Linked DNA regions of Mus musculus: regions 1, 2 and 4 are each linked to region 3. The links are chromatin loops, found by intact Hi-C in ENCODE. Cell type or tissue: heart. All regions are shown on one strand.

Region 1 (2,500 bases), 360 kb after region 3:
ACACGGCCATGCTCTCTTCCTGCCCCACCCCAACCCCTACAGGCAGGAGATGTGTGTGCATGTGGCTCATATGGCCCTCACCCAATGTGTGGGCTAGACCTACAACAGAGCTGGCTGTCCCCAACAGTGGCAATAGTTTGAGCTTTGTGTCTGAATGGGAGGGACTCAGGAAACCTTCGAGAAAGTTCTGAGTTTTCATATTCAAGCATGTTCCTCCTGCCTTTGAGGACCAGTCCTTTTACAGGCAGCTGCTGCACTTTATCTGGGACATCTGTCTTGGGCACAGATATTGAATCCTTGTATCTTATTAGCTTACGCAGAAGTTATCTTTCCCTGCTGTTTCTCTGAGGGGCCTCCCTAGCCTGAGTGATCTTCCTCCAACAACAGAGGCTAAGTGCCAGGTCTTCCCTGCCTCTTGTCGTGAAGGCCAGGTAGGCCTGGCCTTGGGGAGCCCCAATGACAGGAGACACCTTCTGCTTACTGGAGCTCCTACCCACATCCTCTGTCCCGGTCTGAGTGCACTCACATTGAGTAAGAAGCATGCTAGCCCCCAATGTTCTGTGAAGAAAGAGGAGTGAGTTCCTCCTTCCCTTTCAGACTGAAGCCTAACTGGGCCGTAGTGTGTGTCCCCAGGCTGCTGACCCCTGGCATAGAGCAGGAATGATGTCATCCAGGGTGAGCAGACACCTGCGATAAGGTAGGCCACAGACTTCCCACATTCAACAGGAAAGCTTGCTCGTACGTCATAGAAAAGGCCTCAGGCCCAGAGCTGCTTTTTAGCATGTAGCAAAGGCTGTGAACCCCAGCCCTAACCCTGCAGGGCCCCGGAACATCTGTCATATGACTTCCAAGCCTGGAGCAAAAACAAAGTCAGGAGTTAAGCACAGCCATCAATATCTGACTGTGGGGAGCCAGGCCCACCCCAAGGTTCAAAGGACCCCTTCATGTTTTATCTGAAGTGTGTATGCTGCACATCAATCAAGCTCAGCCTGCAGATGCCCGGGTCATCCAATGGGCATTCAGTGAGGCCAGGTTTAGGACCTCCAGGCAGAAGTGTGCTGTACTGAATAGATGGAAGAGGTCTGTTTTGGGACACAGGGACCCCATCCCCTTCTGCCACAGACTACACTGCTTCAGCTCGAAGGTGTGGTGGTAGGGTTGGAGTCCTGAGATGGGCAGCCATGTTCTGCTCACAAACGAAAGAACTGGTCACAGGCCCACAGACTGTCTTCACGTCTCAGAGAGAACTGAGCCACCAGAACAGCGTGCTGGTGTCTGTCACTATTCTGGTGTCACCCACTGTTCTGTCAATGGAGCCTCTCAACGCAGGTCCAAGTCAGAGTCCCTCACATGGAGACTCAGTTCAGAGTGGTGACCGCTCTGCTTGGGTGAGGGGCTCTATCCATCCTAGCCATGACTTGTTCGTTTTCTCATTCAACAGTGCCACCTGGTGGTAATCTCATGCAACTACAGACAACCTGTCTTAAGTTTCCAAACCTGAAACTTTGGGTCCTTTTGGAGCCCAAAGCTCTTGCAAAAGGCATTTTGTTCGGCCTTGTTTCCATCACTGAGACAAATATAGGCACCCATGCTGAATGCTGCAATCAGGTGTTGATGTTGAGGCTGGAGAGACAGCTCAGTGGTTAAGAGCTGCTGCTGCCCCTCTTGTGAGGACATAAGGGGCACCTACCTTCAATTCCCAGCACCTACAAGGCAGTTAGTTCACAACCATCTGCAACCTCAGTTCCAGGGGGAGAAGACCCTGGGCACCAGCCATGCTCAGGGTGCACATACACACATGCAAGCAAAACAGTCACACACATAAAATAAATAAATCTAACTTAAAAAAAATAAGGCCTTGAAGTTCAGTCCACCATAAAGCTGGTCACAGATTTGGGGATGTGACTCAGTTGGTAGAGTGTCTGCCTAGCATTCCTGAAGTCCTGAGTTCTATCCCCAGCACTGCAAAAACAGGTGTGACAATGCACTCCTCCAGTCCCAGCACTCTGGGAGTGGAGGCAGGAGGACCAGGAGTTCTAGACCATTCTCAACTACATAGTGAGTGTGAGGCCAGCATGGTCTCCATGAGCCTCTGTCTTGAAAACATACACGCTCATATTGGTTCTGCATGCACATAAGACATTTGAACTCAGAAACGCACAAGAAAAATGGCCTGTGTCGGGCACCTGCTCAGTAGACAATGGAGACAGAAATCAGAAACCATCTTCGGTGGAAGCCTGTTTCTCTTACAGGCAGATAGCTTGTAAATCAGCCAGTGGTTTATCAGCACTGGACAATGCTGTGCTAAGGTCCTGATGAAGATGGCTCCTAAGTCTTGTCTTCTTATTCTCTACATCCAGAGTCGGACCCTGAGGCCAGAAGAGCTTTCAAAGACTCCTGCAGCTCAGCAGCCCATCTTTCCTGGTGATGCTGTGGGTTTCTGGTGTAGATGGTCACACAGGCCTGGACATACTTGGGACAGTCAAAAGCCAAGTGCAGC
Region 2 (2,500 bases), 190 kb after region 3:
AACACAGATCTCTCTCCTGACCTGGGTACAGGATACACACACATCTGGTGTGGCCACGTAGGCACTCACACACAGGCCCTCATACACACGTGCTCACACGTGAGTACACAGGGTCACTCTCAAACCTGTGCAGGCAAGGGTTGGGAACAGGGGATCACAAACAGCAGGTCCCATCCCCTTCCAAGCTCCCTCAGGGGGCTGCCCCTGCCTCACTATTTACTGTTTTGCTAACCATCACCCCGACAACGTGGTGCCGGCCTGAGCCTGGGACTGGCAGGAGGCCAAAGTGTATTTTCTGAGAACATCCTTTGTGGGACCCACACCCCTCCAAAGTTACCCCAATTTAGCCCTTCCTGGACAAAGTCTTGGGGACACAGTGGGGGTACAGGGTAGGGGTCTACTAGCATCACCCCTCCTGTTTCTTGCTGGGAAGAAGCTTGTCCCAGCTCCTGACCCTGCTCTGAGGCTGAGGAGGCCTGGGGCCCCTTTCCCCTGCCTTTTCCCTCCCGCCTGCCTCAAGCAATGAGTAATGCGCCCCCTCCCCATGACCTCACCCCGTCACTATTCCACAGCTGGGCTCCGTTCTGGGAACTGGAAGGGGGTGGCTCTCCTGGGGTGGGGTGGGGTGGGGGCCTCTGGCCTGGGAAAGGCGCCCCCCGCCAGCGGCCCAGACCCCTTGGCACGTTCTTCGGAGCTGTCAAGACGCTGGCGATGGCCGCCCCGCCCGTGGCCCTGGCCCCGCGCAGCTGCAAGGGATTTGGCGTTCCCGTACAAACGCAATCAGACCATTTCCTGAGTCTGTTCTGGCTCGGGGGGCCCAGGGCTCAGCCTGGGGGCTGAGGAATGGGGCCCTGTCCCCCCACATCCTGCCCACGCAGTCACAGGGCTTACCACAGGCTGGGGCTGGGGTTGGAGCTGGGCCTGGGGCTGGGGCCCCACCCAGGTGCTCCAGGGTGTATAGACCCCCACCAGCTCCCGCTCTGAGTGGAGCTCTTTAACTCAAGGCAGTTACCCCTGCCTTCTGCACCCCTGCTCAATGTCTTGTCCCTCTTCACCCTCCGCACCCCTTCTCCTCCCACCCCCCTCCCGCGCTCCCTAGATCCTGCTGAGAGCCAGGAGCGCCCATCCTGGGTCCAGTTTTCCCAGTTACCCACCCTCTTTGTTCTCCCAAGAATAATTCCAGGTCGGCAGGCTTCAGTCCCTGTTGCAATTCTGCCCCCTGCAGGCTGCCCATGTGACTGCCCCCTCCAGCTAATTTGAACCCAAAGGTCAGTACTGTTTCTACACTCCCCAGGGAAACAGTAGAGAGGACTGGGGACTGGGATCCTTCAGGCCTCCTCCAGGGACCCCTCCTATCACCATCTCCTGAGTAGCAGGGGACTGGAAGTAGTGAGGAGCCTGGAGGCAGCCACCAGGAGTAGTTGAATTGACTCTCTGGGACCACCAGGGTCTCTTACCCTCTGGGGAGTATCTTTCCCAAGGTCACAGCCCTGCTCATCAGGGGTGCACTTGATGTGCAAGTGGTAGAGCCTTTGGGAGAAGGGGCAGAGCAAGGAAAAAAAACCTCCTGGTACAGGCTCCCAGAGATAGGGGCAGACCTCTGAAGGGGGGTTCAGGGTAAGTCTTGAGTGGTTGCTGTAGGTCCCCACCCATGTCTCACACTTCTAAGCACCAGTCCCTGTAGCTGTTAGCTGCAGGACCCATTGATTGTTGGATATAGGGGGTCCCACTCCCTGTGGACAATCTACAGAGGGGTTCGGGTGTACAAATGCTTAATTGCCACCCAACTCCGGAAAGAGGCGTGGAGGTGGGTATGTGGGGTGAGCTCAGGGTGCAGAGCCTGGTTAGTAGGAGAGTGGTTATGTAAGGCAGGCAGGAGAGTACAAGTTCCCTCCCTGAGGCTCAGATGAGGAGAAAGGAACCTGGCCCCCATCTGGTTCTGGTTCAGTGTGCTCTCCATCATCTTTCTAGCACAGCATGGACATGGTGGGATCACTCTTTTCTTATTGTCAGGGTCAGTGTATTGAATTGGGCAAGACCCTGTCTCCACTGCCCAGAAAAGCACTGCAGGAAGTTGTTTGAAGGGGTGGGGCACGATCTTGATCACAATTATGAAGGATGAATGGGACCTTTAGGCCAAAGAGAAGGAGAGTGACATGAAGTCAACTGTTCAAGAAGTATGTAGACCTCGGAGGGACTCCATGGGCCAGCAGGGTGGCCCTTCCAGGCATGAGTAGATCCCACATGTGGGAAGCCCTGGTTCTGTTCAGGATCAGACATGGAAGGATGGAGGAGTGAGATGTAGGCCAGAAGTAAGTGGGAGAAAGAGAAGCCAACTCTGTTCTAAGCTGGGCATGGGGGACAGGGAAGTGGCCTTCAGAATGGTCCAGTGTCCATGACATGTGCAGCAAGACCTGGGTCTGGGCTGGGAGAGACACTGAATGAAGCCTGGATCTGCAGCACGGGATGTGAGTGCCCCTGGAGATAGACAATACTAGGT
Region 3 (2,500 bases):
AGGAAGCAGAATACTAGAGATGGACATGTGCTGTCTCTCAATCCCTCCAAGAGTGGACAAGAAGAAGCCACTCAAACTGAACCAGTGCCCAGGGAGCAGAGGTCAAACCGGATTCAGTCTTTGATCAGCATCACCCTGGGTGCTAACCCCAGACATCCCAGCAGAGGACTTCAGATGTTCCTTTAAGCCCTAGGTCACCCCATGTAGGTCAGTCCTTGACCTGGCTCAGGCACTCCTGCTGACCTTGCTGAGGCCCTTCAGCGCAGCCCTGCAGCACAGGAGCTCCCCTTGTCCATGGGGTCTGCAGTGATAACCATGTTTACCCAGCTAGCTGTGTTGTTGCTTTGGTATTTGAGATTTAGCTGTGTCTTATGGGGACCTCATTGCCTCTGCCTACCATCTGGAAGGCCAGGGTATTACTAAGGATAGCCAATATACCTCTTGCCTGGATTGATGAAGCAGTTCAGCTCCATATATATGGGATGGAGAGACTCATACTAATACTACACATGGGGAGATTGAGGCCTGGAGCCAGGGAAGCCACTCTTCTGCTATGCTCAGTGCTATGCTACTCACAGTATAGATTACCCAACACCTAATATGGTCTTCCAATGTAGCTGCCTAGAGGTTGGCTCCCCTAGATTACATTGTCTCCGGGTCCAAATGAGCTGACACCTCAGCCTAGCCCCAGGGACCTTATTTGCTTTCTTACATTATCAATAAATATTTACTGTACTCATGTTCTCTCAGGCTGAACAGGCCCTGAGTGATATGAGAGGTAGGGTCAGGGATGCTGAGGTCCATTTTTTACCCTTTGAGATCCTTATACCCAGCAAGGTTCTGAACCAAGGAGTAGGAACCAGATAGCTCTTAAGTCAACCCACCCAGAAAAGTTGTCACTAGGCAGCCTCAAGCACTAGTTGGTGGCTTTCTAGCCTAGATGTGAATGATGGAGACCCCTGAGGAGCCTTCCCACAAACTCAGATTGGGTGTCCCTCCGTGCAGATAACTACTGTTTTGGAGTAGACATTTGAAATCTAGATACCATAGCCAGAAATGGTTAGTCATGGAAGCGTCCAGCAGAGGTCACCAAAACCTTGCTTTTGAAGTACTACAACAAGTCTGAAGGGCTGGCTTATCATAGTAGATCCTTCTAGAGGCTGCATAGTGTCTCCCTTTGCTCCTCTGCAGTCACAGGAACAAAGAAGCTTCCCAAGACGCTGACTGCTCTAAATTGTGGAGAGTATGAGGTTTGGGAAGGAAAGACTGGATGTGCACCTTTGGGGTTTAGGTTTCCTAGATTCCCATGGAGGAGGAACAAATAAATATCCAGGTGTCTGCACCATTCCTAGAATGTCTCAGGTTAGAGTCATCTTCTACCTGTCTAGAATTACAGCTGCCTAGAGGAGAGTGTAGGAGGTAATCCATGCAACACCTCACACGATGGCTAAGCAAACAGGCCAGGGGAGCAGACTGTCTATTTCCAGCTGGGACCTTTGTGGTTCCCAGAGCCCTAGTGGACACAGAGACTGGGAGCCAGAAGATCCAGTAATCCCTTCCTTTGCTTGGAGTGTTCTTAGGCACACAGGCTGGAAGACAAAACTCTAGTTTTCACATGAAGTAGGGGCTACAGGGACCCCAGGGTGCAGGATGCTTCACGCAGAGTCCATCTGGGACAAGGTCAGCTCTTTCCCATGTCTACCTTCCGCTCAGCGCTGAGAAGGGAAGGTCATTTTTGAAAAGAATGTTGGGGGTGGTGTGGCCAGGGGTAGTCGAGCTGAAGAACAGTCTGGATGCCGTGTCTCTTTTCTCTTCCCCCCTCCAACTATTGTTTCTGGCTGGGCCACAGAACAGCAAGGCGGATTCCTTCGAAAGTGAAGCTGTGGAGGTGGCCCTGTGTGGTCCAGCCGTGCTGTGCTGGCGCCAAGTTACCCAGTGGCTTTGAGCCAGCCCCCTTGGAGTCACTGGCTCACTGCCTGGCTCCCAGGTATCCTGTCTCCCACCACCACCTTGGTACAAACACCTCACCTATAACACCCTTCTGCTGCAGGTAGTCAGAATCCCGTGCCTGATCTGCAGACCCCTGCGTCAGACCCTTGAATCTGGGCCTAGGCTGGGCCTAGGATTGCCAGCATGCCTCTCTCTCCAAGAAGGGCCTAGGCCTGGGATCCTCAGACTGAAAGTTGTCATGGTGATGCATCACCCACTCAGTGCTTCATCCATATGCTCAAAGTGAGTAGATCCAGTTATCTGACCTCTGGGCTAAGGTCACCGACTCTGGTTGGCTGTGCCAGCCAAGTCCCAAAGGCCATGTATGGCTCTCACCTGTAGACTAATGATGGATTCTTTACCAATTTGCCAACAACAGACGTATGTCTTAAAGCTGCCCAACCTAGAGGTCCACAGACTCTCATGTTTCCATGAGGCCTCATCCCTTGCAGTCCTGCGAAGCCTTTAGAATCCTGCTGCTAGTGATGAGCCACATTCCACCAGGACCTCC
Region 4 (2,500 bases), 150 kb after region 3:
ATTGCGGCTGTTGTTTTTATGATATTTTTTTAATGGAATTTTTTTCACTTTTCTGTATCTCCTGGCTGGTTGCTGGTGGAAAATAATAAAATATATTGATTTACAATACACATTTTGCATCTGACTGCTCCCTGAACCTCTCATTCATCCTGAGAACTCTTCCGCTGGCTCTCTGGGGGCCGCAAGAATGTGGTATTTTGGTCTCCTCCTTTCCAGAAGTTATACATCTTATTTCCGTTGAACATCTTTTCGCATTGTCTTGGGTTTTCAGACCCCGGTAAAGCAGTAATGGCAAAAGCAGGCATCCGTGCGTGGTTCCTGCCTGAGCTGGGGGCTCGGGGCTTCGCTGGCTGGACAGACAAAGATAGGGCTTATTTATAGCTTTCCCTGGTTACTGCAGTGTTTGTTCTGTTTTGCTTGTGAATGTAAAGATAGGCTTTTTGCGATGTCCTTCCCTCCATAGAAATTAGAGTTTTTGCGATGTCCTTCCCTCCATAAAAATTAGAATTTTTATGATGTCCTTCCCTCCATAAAAATTAGAGTTTTTATGATGTCCTTCCCTCTATAGAAAGTTAGCTATTGAACTGTTTAATTGTTGAGATGTACAGAAGGCATAATTAAAGCAGGAAAAACCTCCACCCGCCTGTCCAGTGCTGGCGCAAGGCAAGGAACGTGAGGAATGCACCCTTAGGCTCTGTGTGGCCCCTTGGCCCTCACGTCCCCTCCTCTGCCGGGCTCCAGGGACCCTTCATCTGAATTCCACCGTGTTCTGCAAGTCTCAGCACATAGGATAAGTTTTTTAGTTTAGTTTAGGTTTGGGCTTCTCTTTCTTTCTTTCTTTCTTTCTTTTTCTTTCTTTCTTTTTTTTTTTTTTTTCTTTTAGCTTCTGGGGCTCAACCCCAGGCCTTGAGCATATGAAGCAAGCTCTTTACCACTGACACACATGCAGCCCAACCTATCCCTTAAATATAAAATAGTTTTAACTTGTATGGAGGTGCCTTGCTGCTCTTCTTTTGCATGCTGCCCTCCTGCATCCAGTATGTACCTCCTGGCTTGGCCTTCGTGTCTGAGAGCTGGGGTGCAGACGCTTTAGCGGAATGGAGTTCTTCATGACGAACACCACACTTGATCTGATCTTTGGCCCTTGGTGGGTGGGTGCTCAAATTCTTCTTTTTTTTTTTTTATGCCTCTAACTTTTGGTTTTCTGAGACAGGGTCTTACTGTGTAGACCAGGCTAGCTAGCTCAGAATGGTATCAAACCAGGAATGCTCTGGACTCTCTCTCCCCCCAATGGTACCGCACTCAGACTTCGGATTTGGTACATTTGCCACTTTTTTTTCCCCTTACACTATCTTGGGTTTTCTGTGAATGATAAACAACTTATTTTGGCAAGATTCTCTGTCCTGCCACGCTTCAGCCAGGCCCCTGCACTTCCCTCTGAGCCCATCCCTAGGCATTAACAAAGAATCCTGTTAGTCAAGTCCGAAAGCTCCCCATCCTGACACCTGAGCACCCCCTGGCGTCTGGTCAGGGTGCTCCTCATCCCAGGCACCTTCCTTTGTCTTTTCTGTCAGGATTCACCTTGCTCCAAGGCTTTGAGTCCCCAGCCCACACCCCATGGGTCTAACTAAGCCTGTCTCTACCCACTGTGTGGATCCCAAAGAGTCCCTGCGGCTACCACTTTGGTAATTTCTCTTTACCTACAGACTGGAACACAGGGCCAGTAACTAGCCCTAAGTCCCTTGAATGTCTTTCGATGGGGGCTTTATTTTTATATTTGCTCCAGAGCTGCCCTGTGTGCCCTTTGTTGGATTCACTCTTGTCATCTTTTTGAAGCATTCTCAATTTGGAGGCTGACAAGATGGCTCAGTGGACAAAAATGCTTGCCATGCAAACCAAACAACCCAAGATTTCCAAATCTCATGGAAGAAGAAAACCAATTCCCAAAAGGTGTTCCCTGGCCTCTCCATGCATAGTGTGACAGGCTCACATGTACACACCACATGCACAAATAATAATCACTTAATTTTTAAGAAATAAAAATTTCCAATTTTTTCCGGGGAGGGGGGTATTTTTCTTTGGGGAGGAAAAGAGATAAAGTCTCACTGTGCAGTCCAATCTGACCCCATGATCCTCCTGCCTCAGCCTCCTTAGTTGCCGGGATTCTCAGACCACCACAGCTGTTTCTGGACAGCATCTTTAAGCCATCCGGTCTCAGCTCTGCCCTAATCCTAAGGAGACCTCACTGCTCCATCTTGCTCACTTCTGACAGTTCAGAACCCTTGCTTCAGCTGTTCAGAATGATAACAGAGGTTTTTTTTTTTTTTTTTCTTTGCCTGCAAATCCCTCTTCAAAACATTCCTTTATCTTTTCTCAAGCTGAGGAGGACATCTGGTCTGTTTGAAGTACAAGATGACGTTCGTGCTCTTTTGCCTTAATATTTTTATTGTTTGCCTGTTTTTTTGAGACAAAGTCTCACGTAGTCCAGGCTGATCTCATA

What was found. A loop is a pair of places that touch in the nucleus more often than their neighbours do. Peaks named below come from ENCODE experiments on the same cell type or tissue, not always from the same donor. Only the 100,000 strongest peaks of a DNase experiment are listed, where the experiment ranks them.
Region 1: it touches region 3 in a loop (9-fold over the local background); 20 of 42 quality-filtered maps call a loop at or near these places.
Region 2: a loop joins it to region 3, with 5 times the contacts of the local background. A loop is called at or near these places in 10 of 42 quality-filtered maps.
Region 4: it touches region 3 in a loop (6-fold over the local background); 22 of 42 quality-filtered maps call a loop at or near these places.

What each region holds. Positions count from the first base shown.
Region 1 is chr7:142,315,666-142,318,165 of GRCm38, reverse strand. No RefSeq gene overlaps it. Among named protein-coding and RNA genes, the nearest start is that of Krtap5-4, 13 kb to the right of the region's middle. In heart, CTCF peaks have their summits at 1,259 and 1,460 (motif pointing left); no DNase peak of the experiment used is centred here; H3K27ac peaks cover 2,078 bases.
Region 2 is chr7:142,480,095-142,482,594 of GRCm38, reverse strand. All of the region lies in intron 1 of Lsp1 (lymphocyte specific 1), which reads right to left. Among named protein-coding and RNA genes, the nearest start is that of Tnnt3, 17 kb to the left of the region's middle. In heart, a CTCF peak has its summit at 1,234 (motif pointing left); DNase peaks (open chromatin) are centred at 184, 724, 1,244 and 1,734; H3K4me3 peaks cover 908 bases; H3K27ac peaks cover 2,500 bases.
Region 3 is chr7:142,674,446-142,676,945 of GRCm38, reverse strand. No RefSeq gene overlaps it. Among named protein-coding and RNA genes, the nearest start is that of Ins2, 4.0 kb to the left of the region's middle. In heart, a CTCF peak has its summit at 1,062 (motif pointing right); no DNase peak of the experiment used is centred here; H3K27ac peaks cover 931 bases.
Region 4 is chr7:142,521,586-142,524,085 of GRCm38, reverse strand. No RefSeq gene overlaps it. Among named protein-coding and RNA genes, the nearest start is that of Mrpl23, 10 kb to the left of the region's middle. In heart, a CTCF peak has its summit at 1,517; no DNase peak of the experiment used is centred here; H3K27ac peaks cover 2,500 bases.